Regions from separate parts of the Homo sapiens genome. Here region 1 is linked to region 2. A link is a loop called in an ENCODE intact Hi-C map of the cell type or tissue named here. Cell type or tissue: CD4-positive, alpha-beta T cell. All regions are shown on one strand.

Region 1 (5,000 bases), 65 kb after region 2:
TCAGATGAATCTGCAAAAATGGTGGGTCCTGTATTTCACCATTAACTAGCAAAACCAACAGAAAAACTCATAAAGAATAGTTTAAGAATCCTTCCTGCTGGTGTGCTCTCCTCACAATAGACTTTTGCAAATGGAGTTTTACAGTCTATATATTAAAAACGGCATAACAAAGTAGGCAGAAAAGTGAATGAGAAGCAAACAGGTGCACAACGAAATTTTGATGGTCTGGGTATGCTCATTATCTTGAATGTGGTGATGATTCCATGGGTGTAAGCATATGTCAAAACTAACAGATTGTGCTCTTCATTATCTGCAGTTTATTGTATGCCAGGCATACCTCCATAAAGCTGGTAAATACTGGCCTGTGTTCATAATTGGAAGCTGGATGATGGGTATATGGGAGTTCATTATCCTATTCTGTATGCTTTGTTTAACATTTTTTCAGTTAAAAAGAAAAAAAAATCCATAATTGTGATGGTCTGAAAATATGTTTACAAATTTGGTGATATGCCTCCCTTGCACAGGTGAAGTCTAATTCCCTTCTGCCCTTGAGTGTGGGCTGTACTTAGTGACAGCTGCTAATGAATAGGAAAGAGTGGAAGTGATGGTGTGTAATTCAAAGATGAGGTCATAAAAGGCAGTGTAGCTTCCTCCTTGCCCTGCCCTTCTCGAATTACTCACTTTGAAAGAAGCCAACTACCATGTTGTGAGGACACTCAAATAGCCCATATAGTAAGGAACTGCAGTCTCAGCTAACAGCCAGTGCAGAACGGAGTCCTTCTGCCAACAGTCATGGGCATGAACTTAGAAATGAATTCTCCAGCACAGTCAAGACTTCAGATTACAGTGCAGCCCCTACTGACATCTTGACTGCAATCCCATGAGAGATCCAAGTCAGAATCACCCAGCTAAGCCATTCCAGAATTCTTAATCCTGAGGAACTATGAGATAATAAATATTTGTTGTTTTAAGCCACTATATTTTGGCATAATTTGTTAGGCAGCAATAGATAACTTACATGCGAACATAAAAATTATTCAAAGGATAGGCAGAAAGATCATCCATATAAAACATGCTGGGCCATTTTAACAAAGTCAAAAGTTCCATTCAAGTACCAGCCTCTACAGCAGTATATCCTGGTTTCTCCAGCCCTTATTGCTGTCCTCTTTTATAAGCCGCTACAGACCTTGCTGTCTGGCCTGTGCAGTTTGTCTACACTGCCCTGGACTGTGGCAAGGCACAATCTTGTCTCTTCAGAGCCAGTCTTATAACCAAGACCAACCTTGTATCTCAAAAGAGGCTTGAAGATTCCAAAGGCCATCCTCTGCTTCCCTCATGACACAGAACACAGGGCAAAATTATGGACTTCAGTACCTTTTTTCCCAATTTTTTTTTATTATGGTAAAATACATACACATAAAATTACTATCTTATCCATTTTTAAGTGTACAGGTTAGTGATATTAAAGATGTTCATAATATTGTTTAATCATCACTAATATCTATCCCATAACTTTTCCATAAAACAGAAACCCTGTACCCATTAAATGAAACTGCATCCCCTACTTCCCCCAATCCCTGGAAGCCACCCATCTACTTTCTGTCTCTATGATTTTGACGACTCTGAGTACCTCATATTAGTGAGATAGTACATATTTGGGTTTTTTTGGTGAGAAAATAAATACTTTTTGATAGAAGTCAAGGAATCCAAACAGTACCATTCTCTACCTCATTCAAATTAGGGAAAGATTAGAAGTTTCTCTTGAGAGTGCTATCTCACTCCAGAGAATGATGGACTCAAAAATAAACAAGCATCAGAGGTAAGAGTCATTATCTCTGTTTTACAGATGAGGAAACTGAGCCTCAGAGATGTGAAATAACATTCCCAGGTTCACACACCTAGAAGTCAGTAGTGTCAACATTAGATGTCAGGTCTATCTTGAGAGGGTACCTCTATGTTTATGAGGAGCCCATGCCAGGGCCCAGCCTCTATCCACTGTAGAGGGAGATGGAAACCATCATGTTACAAAATAGTGGGCACATTACCCCAAGGATAACCTTTCAGATCCCCCGAGCCTTCTCCCCTGTCAACCGCCAGCTCCTTCCTCTGTGTTGCCTTCCCAGACTCCTCTGGCTCACCATGCCCTCCCCTCCTGAACTTAGCACAGCACTGCTGCTACCCAGCACCGCTTTCTGAATGTATCACCCATTTCCGGTGTGAGCAGACTGTGTGTATCTAGCTCACCTATGCATAGGGCAGGAAATGCATCTCAAAGCCTTCCCACTCAGTGTCTGGTGCTTGCCATGTCCTTGATTATTTGCTAAATTGCAGAGAATTGTGATCCCATAGCTGCTATTACTGAGCCTCTCAGATGCTAGGACTTGGGCAGCTGATTTCAGGTGAGCTGAGGCATCACAGCCCAGATCCTGTGGCACCTGTCAGGCACCTCTAAGGTGACTCCCAGGCCCGGACCATCCAACCAGGCTGCCCTCAGGAGGTCAGCTCCACCTGGTCCAGGCCTCTGTGGGAATGGGGTTTCTGAACATACTGCAAGGACAACAAAGCTTTATACTCTAGCCACAGAAGAAGCAGGAGGTCCTCCTCCTACCTACTTCCTATCCATCGAGGCCTGTAAAGCCTAGTGCCCTGGGGGAGTCAGAGTAGGAGGGCTGGCAAAGACCTGGGGCTTCAGGAGGAGGGAGGGAGCAGCCCTCTCTACTTCTGTCCTCAAGGGTGCAGAAGCTTCTTTGGCATAGCCAGGCCAGAGGGCCACAGCTGCCCACAGTTTCTCCTCCCAAATCAGGAAATTCTCTACAAGAATCACTGCTCTTCTAGGTCACACCGTGACCTCGTGGCCCGGGAGACAGACTGGGAAGTAGCTGTGGGCAGAAGGATGATTCATCATCACCATCATCACCACCATCACTACCATCATGATCATCATCCTCACCACCATTACCATATCACCATCATCACCACCACCACCTTCTAGGCATAAGGAACTGAAGAAACAAATGGCTGAAAGACATAGTACTTACTTTCAGAAACATACAATTTAGCCAGGGAGTGTATTAGTCCATTTTCATACTGCTGTAAAGAACTACCTGAGACTGGGAAGTTTATAAAAAAAAAGGTTTAATTGACTCACAGTTCCACATGGCTTAGGAGGCCTCAGGAAACTTAAACAATCATGGCAGAAGGTCAAGTGGAAGCAAGGCATGTCTTACATGGTGGCAGGAGGCAGGGTGGATGGGGACTGCCAAGCACTTTTAAACCATCAGATCTTGTGAGGACTCACAATCACAAGATCAGCATGGAGGAAATCTACCCCCATGATACAATCACCTCCCACCAGGTCCTTCCCTTAATAGTTGGGGATTATAATTTGAGATGAGATTTGGTGGGGACACAGAGACAAACCATATCAGGGAGGTAGCTACAATGTTACAAAATTTTCATTTTAGTATAGATTTTTAAGACAATGGCTTGGGGTTATGAGTTCAGATCACAGCTGTGCCCAGAGGGCCACAGGTGTTCAGAGCGGGAGTGCTGATTGTGAGCCCTGGGGTCAGGGGCTGACCCAAGGATGTGAGTGCAGGAGCCCAAGGGTCAGGCAGAGTCCAATCCCAACTACCTTGAAGGCTAGTGAGGCACCATGACCTTGGGCAAGTGCTTGAACATTTCTGGGCCTTGGTTTCCTTGCCTCTAAAACTAGGACAATAATAATAATACCCATTTCATGACATCGTTGTGAGGATTGAGATTGTGTGTATAACAGGCATGTGTACAGCAATATGTGCAATCCATGTTTCCACACACGCCTGGGTGCAGTGAGTGTTTATAGAAGGGGGCTGCTGCTGCTATTTATAGGAGAGGTGGCCCTCAGTCTTGACGGATGGAAGAGCATGCCCCAAGGGTAACAGCCTGAGCAAAGGTGCAGAGGCAAGACTGGGCAAAACTTATTTAGCAAAAAACAAAGAAGTTTATCCTGTTCCACATGGGTAGGAGGTCAGCAGAGGTTAGGGAACTAGCCAGGGTCTCCCAGAGACTCCGAGGCAGAAGGAACCTAGGCCCTCTGTGTTATGGCTATGTCCTTTTCCCTGTTCCACACTGCCCCACGTGGGGTTCAGTCTTTTCTTAGAAAGAATGAAGAAGTGGAAACAGGTTGCAGGAGGACGGGACCCAGCTTTGGTCTGGCTGTACCAGTGGCTCGACTCCCCTCTGCTGTATGAGTTCCTGAGGCTGTGGAGTGTGTGGTGGTGGGGGGTTGGCGGGAGACAGCAAGAAAGATTTCAGAGAACATGGGGTTCAGTTGGGGAACACGGAACAACTAGGGAAGATGAGGTGGCCATCCAAGAACAGATCTGCAGGCTGCTGAGGAAATGGCTGTCAGAGCTGGAGGTGCACACATATACACTTATACTACATGTAAGTCCCCACCCCCACAGACACAGGTCCAAAGAGGAGCACAAGAGGGAGGGACATGTGCACACAGAGGTGCAACAGACCTCACAGACTCACATAGGCTGAAATAGACACAGTCAGCACACAGGTGCACAGACACACCCCAAGCTGGAGGTCTACCTGCCAAGGGTAGGTAAGAGATTTCCTGGGCTGCTTTTTTAGATGTATGTTTGTTCAATGCACAAAGGTGCCTGGCTTAGCCGGGGTGGGGTGAACGGAGGATAAAGTTCACCCCCACCTCTATTTCCCAAGCTTTGCATCTTAATTTGGGGCTGTGCCTGCTAGGAGGAAAACACTCTTTTTCTCTGCACAAAAGCATCATTTGCTCATCAAGCCATTCAGCCACAGATCTGCATCTACCCAACGGTACCTGTTTCTAATTTGCACAGATGCCCAATGGGCTAGTGATGGCCCTGCATCTGCCCTGTTCACACTGAATTCCTAGCAGTTAGCACCATGTCTGGTAGGTGTTCAAGAAATATTTGCTGAATGAATTGAAGGTATATCTAGAGGGTAGACCCAAATGCATACACAGA
Region 2 (5,000 bases):
AAATTAGCTTCGTTGACCTCAGCCAGCTCTGGAGTGAACGCTGCCATTCGAAAATAGCATCTGAGAACTCTTGGAAACACAGGAGAGAAATACAAGGGTACAGTGGTTTACAGAAACTTACTGCGAAAGCAATCTCACTGGAGTGCTTTTTTAACTAAATACACAGGAAAGGGGCATTATGAGGATTTACTCCAATCTGTGGAAAGTGAATTATATGCTTCTAGCTCCCATCCTGATTAATTCTATTAAGTGTGATTGTTTTCATTTAGAAAAATATTGCAGAGGTAATGTTCATAAAGAGAGTTTGTCAAATGACCCATGCTTTGACCCAAAATTTTGCTGTACTAACTTGCACAGTCCTATTATTTCTAGACACTCTCTAAAAACATTGTGTCTCATTTCCCCATATATTTGATATATGTGATTTTTAAAATCTTGTCTTGAAATGCAGAAGGAAGGATTCTCAAGCAGTTCCTCAAAAGGCACAATTTTCTGTTGTTTCTATGTGGAATTCATAAACAAAGCCAAGTAACCGAGTTTTTATGTGTGCTTAAAGGCACTCTTTCCTGCAACTGTGTGTGACGTATTTTTCCAGGACAATCTTTCTCAATACTCCAAAGTGCTTCAGTAACAGGAAGTCATAAAGGTAGGAAGGAGGCCTGTAAATATTTGCTGTAATTGCTCATTAGTAATGAGAATGGCTGGCATTGAATTTTGAGTCACCCTTTTGTGCTCATGGCTCATTACCTTGTAACTGGAGCCCAAGGTGGTACATATGGGCTTTCCCTCACCATGGACAACCAGGTCCACTTCTAGGTTTTACTTCAGACAGTGTGGCTTGTTTCTCTCAGCACCTCCATTTCCCAAATATAAAGGAAGGAAAGCATGCTGGTCTTCTTGCTCCCTGCCCCCTAACCAGAGGCAGTCAGGAAAAAACTTATACAAAGTAGTGACAGTATGCAAAGTTTTTATCAAAAGTGAAATGTGTGTATTTTTTTAATACTATACTAATACAACATCGAGAGACAGATAAATACTGTCTGGGTAGACACACAGCACAATGATTTAAATGATTACCAAAAAATAATCATATACTTTAATGGATGTATTTTAAACAACTTATAAAATGCTTCTGAACTTTCTCAGATTCAGCTCATGTGTCCTCTTATTCATAACAAGCCACTGACTCCCCTTAGTCACAGGCCAGCATCAGGGCACCTCGGACTAAAAATGAGACCAAAACACTCAACCCGTTACAGAATTGATTAACTTCTAAGAATACTATTGGCTGTACCCCCTGCTTCTGGGGGCAGCCTACAGGGCAATGGGGGTTACCTTCAGCACCACAATCATGAGTACAACATAATGGATCCACTTTCCTGCCCACGTGTTTGATTACACGGCCTAACCAGATAAAATCACTAATTTGTTAAGATTGCTACCACTTATCTCTTAGTTTTTTTAATAGGAGAGTTCCATGGCTGGGGATGGGGGGATAGTTCAAGAAGTCACTAGGGGTGTATGAGACACTTCTAACAATCCACTTCCATGGCTTTATAGAATTCACAAAACGTCAGATGAGTACATGGCAAATAAACATATGTTTCAATGGGGTCATTTTTCTCATTGACAAGACACCCTTTCTGAAATATTTTTCCACATGAGAAAAGGATCTGTTCACAGGATCATTATCTGGCATGGAAATTACTTATAACTTTAAAACTGAGGAATCTTTCCAAGTTCGGGGGAGTGGGGGCAGTGGGAAATGTGCCTCCTGGAAACATGTGGAACTTCTGGCAGTGATGTCATCTAGTAAGAGTTTTGCTGACGTACAAGTGGCCCCTGCAAACAGCCTAAGGCAGTCAAGCAAACAGGTATTTCTTAAGAAATTAGAAAAAACAAGGTCACTTAGAAGTGGATAACATTCTTGTCCATTCCACACCTGACTCTTCAGCTCCAGGTATCTCACAAAGGGTCTCGCCACTCTTCTTCACTTTATGCTTTCATCAGATCAGTTATGGGGCTTCCAACAGTGGGAACAGACAAGGGTCACCAAATTACACCCAACATCTACTTGAAAATTACAGATGCTATTAGGGGCATCCCATGGATGACCACCACATCGACTGTGATGCACAGTTGCCAACACGGCTTGCTTCTCTCTTGATTAAGGTATGTGTCAATGCAATTCTGTTTGGCAGCACTAGAAAAACTCAAGGTACCCTCTAGGTTCACAGTGCAGGGGCCAACAGTGTGATGGCTGTTAAGGCTCAGGGCTCATCAGCGAAAGGGCTCTATAGAAATGCAACATGCTATTATCACAACAATCATAGCTATTCTTTATCCCCCTATCCATTCTTTCCTTCCTGTGCTTGCAATTTCAAAAGATCAAAAGAGCCACAGGAAGTCCTGTGCATCTTGATGGTTCTTCAGAAGCCACAGAGGAAGAGCTTCTAACAGGTTCTCCTGCACAATGGAGTCCGAAGGCTGAAGTAATTATTGAAGTCTTGCCACCAGCGAAGGGTGGGATGTGGAAAGCTTTGAATTTCTTGGGGCAGGAGAGAACCACCTCTTGTCAGGGTCTAGGAAAACCCATGAAAAATAAGAAATTCAAGGAGTTCCATGTTGGCCTTTCAGATCTTCAATCCCTATCTGCTTGTGAGGTTTGATGCAAGTGATAAATCACAAAAAAGAAAAGTAATTATAATTACAAGGAAAACAACAAAGGCAGTTGTCATTTATAGAGCACTTATTGTGAGTCAGAAGCAGTATTAAATACTTTATAGATATCTTCAGTAAGGGAAGGGCGTATGGAACACCCATTGAGAGTATAGACTCTGGGGACCTCCTTTACTCAGGTTGAATGCAGCTCTGCCCATGCTACCTATACGACCTTGGGCAGTTAGCCCTTCTAGACTTCAGCTTTCCCATCAATGAAGTGGGGATAATAACAGGGCTTATCTCACAGGATTAAAAAGTTAATCCATGTAAAGTTCTGAGGACGGCACTGGCACAAATAAGACTGTCAGTTTTTTGTGTTGTCCTGATGCAAAATATAATTTCTATTAAGACCACATACATTCCTAGAACATGAAGGTCATCCAAATAACTGTTTGAGGATGATGGAACATTTGAGGATAAATTTGTTTTCACAGTCATTTTTCAGAAGCATTAATAAAATGAATCATACCAGTATTTACCCTGTGCAGGGCACTTGGCTTCCCGTCCTTCCAAGACTGAGGGCAGACATGTAGGTGGACGGACACGCCAGCCAGGGACAGGGAAGATTAAGCGGCACCTCAGAACCTTTACTAAATACACACACCTTCCTCCTCCCCATTCTTCACCACAGGGAGAGGCAATGGCAGTAAAACACAAGAACTGTCTGGGATCTGAACAGGAAGACTCTGAAACATAAGACAGTCACCAAATCAGACATCCAAGAGCAAGGGCTTGCCTTTTCCATATCCTAGAACCTTTGAAAGGCTATGGAGAGCTGAACAGACTTCCTTTAGAACAAGTTGCTTCTATACATAATGTCTTGCACACATTTTCAGAGATTTACACGCCAGCCTCTGAAACCCATTCACAAAGCCTGGTTAAGAAGCTCCCTCTCCCTTCTTGGCCTTCCTGGAGTCATAGCTGTCTCCACTGATATTCTCAGGGGAACAGAAATTACTACCCCTGTTGTCTGTGGAGCCCCACCAGCTCCCTTTCCATGTCCCCACCCAAAGCAAGTGTATAAAGAACAGCAAACATTCCATTTCAGGGGCCTTCCTGTGTATGGTGTCGAAGTACATGATAAGGGATACACCATAGGGAGCCTTGTGTGTTTTCTTTCCTCTCGTTAGCCCTCAAAGACTGCCTTCTCCCATTTGACCTTCCTTCTGAGCCAGTCTTTAAGCTGGTGGTCAGCACCTACTCTGTGTGGTTCCGGGGACACTAGGAACAAATTTCTCCACCTCTAAATACACATAATACTCTTAAATAATTGTGTGTGCTTATGTGTGTGTTGGGGAGGGGGGCGGTTATTACCTGAAATGCTACTCAGAGCTTATCTTTTGCTTCAAAATATTAGATTTCTACAGAAAAGCATGTAGGCTGTCAGCTCTTTATATTTTCTTTCTTTTCTTTCTTTCTTTGACGTTGTCTCGCTCTGTCACCCACGCTGGAGTGCAGTGGCACGATCTCGGCTCACTGCAACCTCCGCCTCCCGGGTTCAAGCGATTCTCCTGCCTCAGCCTCTTGAGTAGCTGGGACTACAGGCATACGCCACCACGCCTGGCTAATTTTTTGTATTTTTAGTAGAGATGGGGTTTCACCATATTGGCCAGGCTGGTCTCAAACTCCTGACCTCGTGATCTGCCTGCCTCGGCCTCTCAAAGTGCTGGGATTACAGGCATGAGTTACCACGCCCAACCCCTTATATTTTTACTTAAGCTTCCTTGTATCTCTTTTTTTTTTTTTTTTTTTTTTTTCCTAATCAGACTAAGCAACTTGATGACCAGGACCATATCCCCTATTTCTTAGTATTCTCTTCAGCATTTTAGCCAGAGTAGGAGTCGGTGTTGAATACAAGTTTGTCATCTTATGGATTATATCTTAGGGTGAATATCAGAGCTGGTGTCCATCATGTGAACAGGCAGCATGGTACTGGTGGGGAGAGGGGTGGAAGTACAGAGTACTAGGGCCCCAGGAGCTAATATTGCTAACTTGACAATATTGGTAAAAGCTAGACCTGTTAAGAACTACCAGCAATGGTTAGTACTGAAAGCAAAAGGGAAGATTCATCAGGCTAAAATAAAAAGGGAAACTAGCAGGTTGGCATAGGGCAGAACCAAGGAAAACAAAACAAAACCCCCAAAAAACTACTAGATTTCCTGAAAAGTGGAAAAGCCTAAATCTCAAGACAATTAATGACAGCAAGTATTTTCAAATGTAGGAGCCTAAAATCCTGGAGCACTGAGAATTATCTAATTGTTTCCTTCCATTTCTAAACA

The links. Hi-C counts contacts between places; a loop is a spot of excess contacts. Peaks named below come from ENCODE experiments on the same cell type or tissue, not always from the same donor. Only the 100,000 strongest peaks of a DNase experiment are listed, where the experiment ranks them.
Region 1: a loop joins it to region 2, with 2.1 times the contacts of the local background. A loop is called at or near these places in 17 of 110 quality-filtered maps.

What each region holds. Positions count from the first base shown.
Region 1 is chr2:46,237,180-46,242,179 of GRCh38, reverse strand. No RefSeq gene overlaps it. Among named protein-coding and RNA genes, the nearest start is that of EPAS1, 58 kb to the left of the region's middle. RefSeq lists an enhancer at 2,453-2,502. In CD4-positive, alpha-beta T cell, no CTCF peak of the experiment used is centred here; DNase peaks (open chromatin) are centred at 2,209 and 2,889; H3K27ac peaks cover 1,223 bases.
Region 2 is chr2:46,302,213-46,307,212 of GRCh38, reverse strand. The region is part of intron 1 of EPAS1 (endothelial PAS domain protein 1); the gene reads right to left. Among named protein-coding and RNA genes, the nearest start is that of EPAS1, 7.3 kb to the right of the region's middle. In CD4-positive, alpha-beta T cell, no CTCF peak of the experiment used is centred here; a DNase peak (open chromatin) is centred at 2,422; H3K4me3 peaks cover 661 bases; H3K27me3 peaks cover 660 bases.